Regions from separate parts of the Homo sapiens genome. Here regions 1 and 3 are each linked to region 2. The links are chromatin contacts, found by Hi-C or POLR2A ChIA-PET in ENCODE. All regions are on one chromosome and are shown on one strand. The core of a region is the stretch at or near the end of the contact, and the rest is flanking DNA. Distances in the headings are between cores, read along the strand shown.

What was found. A loop is a pair of places that touch in the nucleus more often than their neighbours do. ChIA-PET counts read pairs that join two places held with the same protein, here RNA polymerase II (POLR2A). Pooled maps may share reads with other maps.
Region 1: a loop to region 2 is called in a map of ascending aorta, with 2.0 times the contacts of the local background. The contact joins the promoter of TMEM178A here to the promoter of THUMPD2 in region 2. A Hi-C loop is called at or near these places in 1 of 168 maps with a recorded cell type or tissue (ascending aorta). POLR2A ChIA-PET finds 5 or more read pairs at or near these places in 1 of 52 experiments (Panc1).
Region 3: a loop to region 2 is called in a map of ascending aorta, with 2.2 times the contacts of the local background. The contact joins the enhancer-like site here to the promoter of THUMPD2 in region 2. A Hi-C loop is called at or near these places in 1 of 168 maps with a recorded cell type or tissue (ascending aorta) and 2 of 50 pooled maps. POLR2A ChIA-PET finds 5 or more read pairs at or near these places in 1 of 52 experiments (MCF 10A).

What each region holds. Positions count from the first base shown.
Region 1 is chr2:39,664,394-39,667,365 of GRCh38, reverse strand. It overlaps TMEM178A (transmembrane protein 178A), which reads right to left and starts at 1,449. Exons shown (of 4, transcript NM_152390.3): 1 at 992-1,449. The coding sequence starts at 1,391.
Region 2 is chr2:39,777,779-39,780,884 of GRCh38, reverse strand. THUMPD2 (THUMP domain 2 tRNA and snRNA guanosine methyltransferase) reads left to right here and starts at 1,627. Exons shown (of 10, transcript NM_025264.5): 1 at 1,627-1,771. The coding sequence starts at 1,646.
Region 3 is chr2:39,873,698-39,876,706 of GRCh38, reverse strand. No RefSeq gene overlaps it. Among named protein-coding and RNA genes, the nearest start is that of SLC8A1-AS1, 42 kb to the left of the region's middle. Within about 2 kb of position 1,431, at least 4 of the 41 ENCODE cell types and tissues checked have a DNase peak (open chromatin) inside an H3K27ac peak, as active enhancers do; they include ascending aorta, where a contact is called at or near this core.

The DNA.
Region 1 (2,972 bases), core at 200-2,699, 110 kb after region 2:
TGAATGGGATTACCAAAAAAAAAAAAAAAATCAAACTATCTGATAGCATTCACAGAAGACAGGTGTTGCACAGATTTCAGAAGAACAAATTGATGCTCTGCAACTCAGTGCCAAACAAAACAAACAACAAAAACAACCTGACAAGGTACCACGAACAGAAGACAGAGTGATAAGCAGAGAGTGAGTGCCCAAATCTGGAAAGCTCTAGTTTAAAGGGCGAGGACATTTTCTCTCCTCAGTGCCTGGACAGCGAGGAGGGTGGGGGTATGGGGTCCTCAGGAAGGTTGGAAAGCAGGTGTCCTATCTGCCTCGGGCAGCCTCCACCAGCCTCCACCAGCCAACGATTGGTCTCTGAAGTCTAATCCACACACACCCTGCACTTCAGGGGTATGAAGGAAGGTTCCGGGGCCTCCTTCGCTGCCCATCAGCCCTGCCAGGCTGGGATGACCACATCAGTTCCGTCTGACACCAGCATCCGCACAATACAGGCAAAGCCCCTTCCCTCTCTTCGGAGGTCGGCACCACTTTTCTTCCAAACGGTATTTCCAAAAGGAGCACAACTTGAAGGAAGGAGCCCGGGTGAGAAAAGTCGAGTCTTTGACGGTTAGTCCCCCTCACGGGGAGCAGCGTCAAGAAAAGACACACATGTCAGGCAGGTGTACAAAGGCAGAGAAGGACGGGGAGAGAGAGAGAACCGGGGAATGGGAGGCGAAGGCAGGAAAGAAGGAGACAGAGGCGGGAGGTGCGGCACGGACTTGAAAGGACGCGCAGGATGTGGACGAAAGAAGAGAGTCAAGGAGAGGGAGAAGAAGGGAGGCAGTGGGGAAAGAAAGGGAAGAGATAAAGACTGGAGGCGGCGGGAAGGATGCAAGAATGCCCAGGCGCGGGGCCGCGGCTGGGAGGGGGCTGCGGGGACCGGCGCGCCCCTGGGAAGCCGCGGGCTGCGCTCCACGCGCGGGCGCCGGGGACGCGGGGTGCGCCCGCCGCTCACCTTTCAGGATGAGGGTGTCGATGTCCCGGTCGATGCCCAGGAAGTAGCACTTCCTCCAGAGGCCCGAGTAGGTGGCGAAGAGGGGCCGGCCGCACTCGGCGTCCAGCCCGCCGAGCCCCAGGAGCGAGCGCCAGGACTCGGGGTCGGCGCGCCCCGGGCCGCCCGGGAGCAGCCGGCGCCCCAGCGGGGGCGAGTCCCGCAGCGGCAGGTGCGACAGCGGCATCAGGCGGTTCTTCTGGTCCGGGGGGTCGGCGCCCGCGCGGCTGCGCTCGCAGCTCTCCTTGTGGCGCCGGGGGTCGGTCTCGTACCAGTGGTCGGTGAAGATGGCCGTGACGAGCAGCCCCAGGGAGCACAGGCTGAGGCCGAGGCTGAGCGCCGTGACGAGCGCCCGCGGCTCCATGGCTTCCCGCCCCGCCGCAGCCGCCGGTGGGCTCGCGCGCCGCCGCCAGACACAATGCACTTGGCCCCAGCTCTCCGCCCGCTCCCTCCCTCTTCCCCCCACCTGCCCCCCACCTCCCTCCTACGGCCTCCTCGCCCTGCGAGCCCGGCCCGGCTCGCTCCCTCTCCCCTGGCCTGATCTCGCCTCCCACCGCCCGCCCGCCCCCGGCCCGGCCCCCGGGCTCCTAGCCCTCCCCCGCGCCGCTCTCGCTTTCTTGCCCCCCTCCTCTTCCCCAGCCCCCTCTCCTCGCCCCGGCGCCCCCCACCCCGCGCACTCCTCTCGCCCCTCTCCCTACCTCCGATCCACAGTCCGCCCTCCTCTCCAGCGACCCCCCTTCCCCTTTTAATCTCTCCTCGCCGCCCTCATCCTCCTCTCTCCCCTTAACCCTGTCCCTACTTTCCCCCGACTTTTCTCCAACTCTTCCTCTCACACTTTCCCCCACTCATTTGCTCCTCTGCTCCCCGGCTCCTGGTGCATTTATATCCCGGCTCTGGACTCGGTGCCTCTCTCCACCTACCCCTCGGCACACCCCTCCCGTCCTCTTCCCTCCAACGACCTTAAAAGACATCCACCGACATAAGACTCACTCTTGTCACTTGTCCAAGTTGATTTTGATCAGTGTCCCGTTTTGTACCCAGGAGCAAATCCCATCCAGGTCGGGCTGCGTGGTAGCGTTTAACTCCTTGGAATCTTGATCTGGAGTCCGAAGGTCCCTTTGTCCTGCCGCCTGCCGCCTGCAGGATGAAGCCTCTGAGACCCCTAGGCAGCCAGCTCTATCTGTCGCGGCTCTTTCCCTCTCACTTGCCCATCGCTTAGCCTCTAAGCATTCTCTCTGCTCAAGCCCCTCTTCTGAAAGAAAAAGACACCGAGTGTCAGTGGAGCGATAGAACGATGACCAGAGATTTTTCTCCCACTTCATTTCAACCTGCTATGAGATGGACTTCTTTTTTCGTTGACTACGTCCATCTCCCGCCAGACTGACTGGCCTCCTGGAATTTCTAGAAGAGCCTGGAATCAATGAACCCTGGCAGTGGCACCTGCTCCATGAGGTGATTATTGCCTTTGCATACAGCAAGCCCCCAGTAATAAATCAAAGTAATGATTTTCTCCTGTGCAGGTTTCCTTCTTGGGCTGGGGGGTGGGGGTCAACAGCAAAGCAATGCTACACACCAAAGTCAACACCTGAGCCTGGGGCAGTTCTTCCATCTTCCAGTCACAGAGGTTACTTCCAAGAATGGCAGGCAGATTCACATTTTCTAAAATGAGGAAACGCTAGGACCCGGGGTGCTAAGAGTTAATCACTTGTGCGGTATAGTCAGTCTATACCACAGAGGTGCAATACACTCGTGCCACTCAATGCCCTTGTGGTCATGTCAGAGACAGAAAACCATGCTGCACTGGCCCAGGGATGAAAATGCTTGTGTTCTTATGCTATGAAATATTAATGATGAAGAAATTATGAGGCATTCATTACATGCTAAATGTCATTACTCCATGATTTAATGGGACTTATTAATTAGTGCCCTACATCAATTGGTATTA
Region 2 (3,106 bases), core at 378-2,877:
CACCATCCTCTAAGCCCTTGAAGTCCAAACCCTTGCTTACCCATCTTTGAATCCTCAAGACAGGGTGGTGACTGGCGGAGAATAGGTGTTCAGTATTTGTTGAACTGAATGGAATGCATCCTATCTGCATACTTAACATCTTGGGCACAGAATGTAGAGAGAACTAAAGAGGGTTCCTGTCCTCCCCAGACAGACTTGACAGTCAGAACCCCAAAGTATAGAGAAGTTAAAATGAACTACGGCAGTAGCCCAGAAAAGGAAAACATGTGTCTGAGGGCAAGAAAAGAATTCATCAAAACGGTAGTGTGTGAGGGCTGGGTGCCTGTAATCCCAGCACTTTGGGAGGCCGAGGCAGGCGGATCGCTTGATCTCAGGAGTTCGAGACCAGCCTGGCCAACATGGTGAAACCCCTTCTCTACAAAAAATACAAAAATTAGCCCGGTGTGGTGGGGCTTGCCTGTGGTCCCAGCTACTGGACAGGCTGAGGTGGGAGGATTACTGGAGCTCAGGAGGTGGAGGCTGCAGTGAGCCAAGATCACGTCACTGCGCTCCAGCCTGGGCGACAGAGGGAGACCCTGTCGCAAAAAATAAAAAATAAAAAGCAGCATCAGAAGAGTCTTAGGACTGAACCTTGGAAAAGCTCATGTTATGTGACTCCATGAAGAATTTTTACTGTACGGCCCAGTAGAGCATGAGCTGGGTGGGGGCGGGGGTGTGTGTGGGAGTGTCGGGGGAGGTGAGGGAGTATCAGTTCTTCACCTTAACATCCCATTCTGAAGCACAGGACAGCCCCTTGTCAGAGACACACATGCATTTATCATTTCTGTATAACTGACTCAATATACAGCTACAGAGCTAATTTCACGCTGTTTATCTTGTAACATGGATTCTGTCTATGCTTCCCAAGTAATATTTTCATTTCCATTTTAAAATTCAGAGTTTAGAAAAATGCCTTCAAATACCGTTAGGAGAACCATTCAAATCAGGTGCCCAAAACTAGATGGCACATTGATTCATCTATGGCTGGATGGTTAACTAAGTAGTGCAAGAAATATGAGCTGTTTCAGAACGCAGACGTTTGTTAGAGAACAGGAACTTCTGCTCTCCGTCCTGGAGATTCCAACGTTTGGCCCGATTCTTTGTGAAAACAGACCAGGGCTCCTTCTATGAGAAGAGTAGAGGAGAGGAATGAAGGACAGGAAGAGGACGGAGTTGGGAGGAATGGAGGAAAAGGCATTATGTTAGATAGGGAGAAATCTAGGCTCCAGCCTCAGCTGTGCTGCTAACTCGCTGTCTCTTGACCTCTCTGGGCATTAATTTCCTCAATCTACAAAATAAGGCAACTGGACTGAATTATCAATTCTAACCCTTCCACCTGTGATTCTAACCCATTCTGGTGCCTAATCAAGGAGGGGACAGATGGTCAACCAGGAAGACCCATAGGGGCCACAGAGGGCTGATGCGACCCTCCCAGGCTCTCCGTCTCTCTCACCCTCTCCTTCCCCCTCCCTCTCCCCCTCCCCCTCTCCCTCTCCCTCTCCCTCTCCCCTTTGGCATCACACGCCCCTGCGCGCCGCCTCCAGGAGCGAGCCGCTCGCGCCCGAGGCCACGTGACCCGAAGGCGCGAGGGCGCGCCTGAGCCGCCATGTCGGAGGCGCGTGGAGAGCCAGGGTCCGGGCCTGAGGCTGGCGCCCGATTCTTCTGCACTGCGGGTCGCGGCCTGGAGCCGTTCGTAATGCGAGAGGTGCGGGCGCGGCTGGCGGCCACGCAGGTGAGTTGGCCTCGCTGCGCGCCTGGGGAGGTGGGCGGCCCTGTCCCTGCCCTGTTGCCCACCCCAGTCGTGGACGCGGGAAAGCGTCGCTGGCGCCCCTCTCTGTTCCACGCGACGGTCGCCGACCCCCGAGGTTGACTGGCAGGCGCTTCCGCTCCGGCCGAGAGAAGCCACCATTCCTTTCTTTCCTTGTATAGCAAATCCAGTTCCTCACTTCTCAGGGCTCAAGTTTTTAAGAGAGGTGTTGAGGCAAGTTATTTCCTGGATTCTTTAAAGTAGTAAGTAGTGCCTGTAATTAGAATCTGGCCTGTCAGAGTTAGAACCCTTCGCTCTTTAAATGCAAACATAATCTCCAAGTTCAGTTACCTGACTTTTTGTTAGTTTCTTGACAGTGATTGTATTTGACTACATAGGATTGTTGTGAGAATTAAATTATATAGCGTATGCAAAGTACACTTTAAACACGCAGTAAATAGCAGCCAGAAAAATAATATACTCTTGCAGGCCTCATAGTTATCTGTTATTGATTTCTGTGAAATGAACAAGGTTTTAAGCATCGGTTTAGGTTTTAGAATGTTGAAAACTGGTTTCTTGAAAGTAGGGGATGAAGGTATAATAGAAAAGGTATCTTGATGGGGTGTATGGGACACTGTGAGTGATGTACTCTTGGAAAAGGAGAGCTTCCTAAATGAAATTAACCCCTCCACCCTGGCAGCTCCTACAGTGTGGGAAGCCCACAAAAGGAGTTTCTGCAGTGAAAGGTTGGAGTCGTGAAGAATTATGTCAGTTTTGTTAGACTACCTGCCACTTGTGTTTTGGGTCACAGAATTTAATAGAGTATTGAATGTAGCTAATCTTAAAAAGCATCAATATATAATAACTACTGACATTTATTGAACATTTAATATGTGTCAGGCACATGTTCTTAGATCTTTACCCTATATTTATTTGCGTACTTTTCACAACAGCCCTATAAGGTAGGTGTTCCACATTTAACAGATGAGAAAAATGAAGCACAGGTAAGTCCGAGAATTTATTCAAGTCATGCAACTAGAAAATCGCAAAGATGGGATTCAAACCCGAGCTGGGAAATCAAGAATGAGTATATAATCATGTTCAAACCAGGCCCACTATATGACCATGACATAGGGGTGCGCTGGCTTGTTTTTTTAAATGCTAACTTAGAGTGCTTGGTATGAAAGAGAGAGAGAGCTTGGCCCAATTAATATGTAGGATTATTAGAAAAAGGAAAGACTCTCTGCTTGTTCTCCATCTTCTCTAAAGACAAATGAAATGGGGAAAACTTTATTACCAGGAAGAAAATTCAATTAAATA
Region 3 (3,009 bases), core at 182-2,681, 96 kb before region 2:
ACAAAACCCAACCAACAAACTACAGCAACTGGTTGGAGATTATTACTCTATGATAATAAGTTAGTGCTTAAAATTTTCTTCCCTGTTTCCTGGTGGAATCTTTCATGTTAGCATCATATAATCCACACAATGCCTCTTTGAAGCAGGTAATAGTCCCATTTTATAGTTAAGGAAGCTGAAGCTAAATATAGTTACTTGACTTATCTAATTATCCAGCTAATAAGTAGCATATCTGCCACTCTAAATCAGGTATCCTGATTAAATCGATTGTTGTTTGCAGTATTTATTCTTAAACTTGGGTAAACATGAGAATCATCTGGAGAAGCTTGTTACAATGTAGATTCCCAGAGGTGGACTCTGTGTTTTTGGTGAGCCCCCAGATGCAGCCAGCCTCAGGACCTACATTCAGGAATGGCTGTGACAGACTTTCTATGACAGCTTCCCAGAGATCTCCAAGCTGACCACACAATCTCAGTGGTCCACAGTCTTATGCACTGATTTGTCTTGACCAAACTTCAGTCAGTCTTCTCTTCTCCCCACAGATCCCTGAACTTTGGCTTCCCTCCAAGCCTGACCTAGCACTAAAATACACAACATCAGTACTTAATAGCCCATCCTGAGAATGGGCCGATGACAGCAGAAACCTGTCAAACCACCATCTTGCTGTCTGTTTACCTCCACCTAATTGCCCAATTTCCCCTACTAAGTTCCTGCTATCCCTGCTTACCCCATCCCACAAATGTCTTTTTCTGTTTGGTTTTGAGATGTCTGTAGATCCTGAGATTAGGGAGCTTACTATTACAATAGCCTCTTTGAATAAAGTTTCTCCTTACCTAAGTCCAGATTTGTTTTTATTTGACAAAGTCCTCAACCACTGACCAAGCTCAAGTTTCACTGAAGCTTCTTCACAGAGGAAGAGATTTGGCAACACCATTTGGGGTTCTTTTTGTGTCTGCAGCAAGCTGGCTGGGGACTTAGCCCATCAACACCCTTGGGATGGCATCACGGGCCAATACGTATTTAACTATAGCTCACCGTGGACCTTTCTGATCTTAGCTTCAGGACTTTATTCCTGGCATTTGGACATCATGTCTGTGGGGACCCTAAGATGAAAAGCTTTCAATGTCTCCAGTTTTTCTCAGAATTCAAAGAAGGTATTATACAAATGTCTGCTGTGAAATATTTCTTTCCCAAGATGCACCAAGCATCCACATGTCCTTAAGAAATGTTTGGCCCAGTTGCCAAGGCACCTCCTGTCAAAGCAATCTTGAAAACTGACATTTTTCTTCCAAGGAGCTACCTCCCTTGGCTTTTGCAACTATCCAAGGTTGAGACATGCACTTTTCATAAACTATGACTAAGCAAAGTCTAAACAGTCCTGGGCTGCCTCCTTAACTCTCCTTCTCCCAGCGGAACACTTGGCCTTTGCTTTGCAGAGCTCTTGCCAAGAAATCACCCAGGCACTTACGATGCAAATTTCATGGGAAGAGAAGAGCACCAAAGAACAAAAATAAAAGAACTTTCCTCTAAATGTAAAATCCCTTCTCAGAGTTAGAAAGCATTAGGCTGTTCCTAGTCTGGTGCTTAAAATGACTTCATTTCATAATTGTTTCTATTAATAATTATACAATAATGCCCTATAATAAAATTCTATGATAATGACAACTTCAAAAAATCCTTATTCTTTTTTTTTAAATTATGACTATCGGCCAGGCTCGGTGGCTCACCCCTGCAGTCCCAGCACTTTGGGAGGCCGAGGCGGGTGAATCATCTGAGGTTAGGAGTTCAAGACCAGCCTGGTCAACATGGTGAAACCCCGTCTCTACTAAAAATACAAAATTTAGCCAGGCATGGTAGCAGATGCCTGTAATCCCAGGTACTCAGGAGGCTGAGGCAGGAGAATCGCTTGAACCCAGGAGGCAGAGGTTGCAGTGAGCCAAGATTGCGCCATCACACTCCAGCCTGGGGACCAAGAGCAAGACTTCGTCTCCAAAAAAAAAAAAATATATATATATATATATATATATATATATATATATATACACATATATATATATACATATATATACACATATATTACTAACATAGAAAAAGATATGCAGTGCTACCAGCACAATTCTGAAGAAACTCTACAACACGGCTTTCTGAGTAGGTAATGGCTTTTTGTCTTTACTATTCCCGTAGGAGGCTCAAAAGGCTAAAAGAGTTGACCAGTTGGTTAACACAAAGCAGCATGTGTTGACAGGAGGAAAAACCCTTGAGTCACAATACCTGGGTTTAAGTCCCAGCTCACCACCATCCAAGGCAATAACGATCTTAGGCAAGTCACTAAACTACTGCAAGCCTCGATTTCTCAATCCATACAAGTAAGCACAAATAACATACAATCCAGCCTACCTCATTTGATTGAGAAGAGGAGGGAACTATTGCTTTGTTTTAAAAAAGCAGAGCAATAGATAAATACAAAGTATCATCATCCTGGCCTTCAAAACATCCCATTATGATTGGTATGTACCCTTCACTGTACATCTCCAAAGAAAAGAAAATAATTCTTATCTTTGTAATATATCCCCAAGTCTTCATGAACGCTTTTGTCAAAAAAATGAAAAAATATGTGCAGGTGAATGTTGGTACATTACCAAATATCAAAGTATATACAAATCTAAGACAGTGTATATCATAAATTTAAGTACAACAGCACTTCTTTGTCTAAATCTTCATTTAAACTCTTTCGGGTATTAAACAATCCATTAACATAACTCAGTAGAACTGGTTATGCATAAAGGCACAGATTTTTTGCCTTTCTCGTAGACCAGAAACTTGCAATATTTTTCCAAATAAATCTTATCATAATGTCTTAAATATACTTGTATTCCTCATGTTGGACCTGCAATGAAGAATTATTGTACTATCAGCATTTCACAAAATGCTGATAATACAATAAAAATTAAATAAAAATCAGAGGCACAAAACAAATCAGTCCAAAAAAAGCTTTTAAGTCTGCTATAT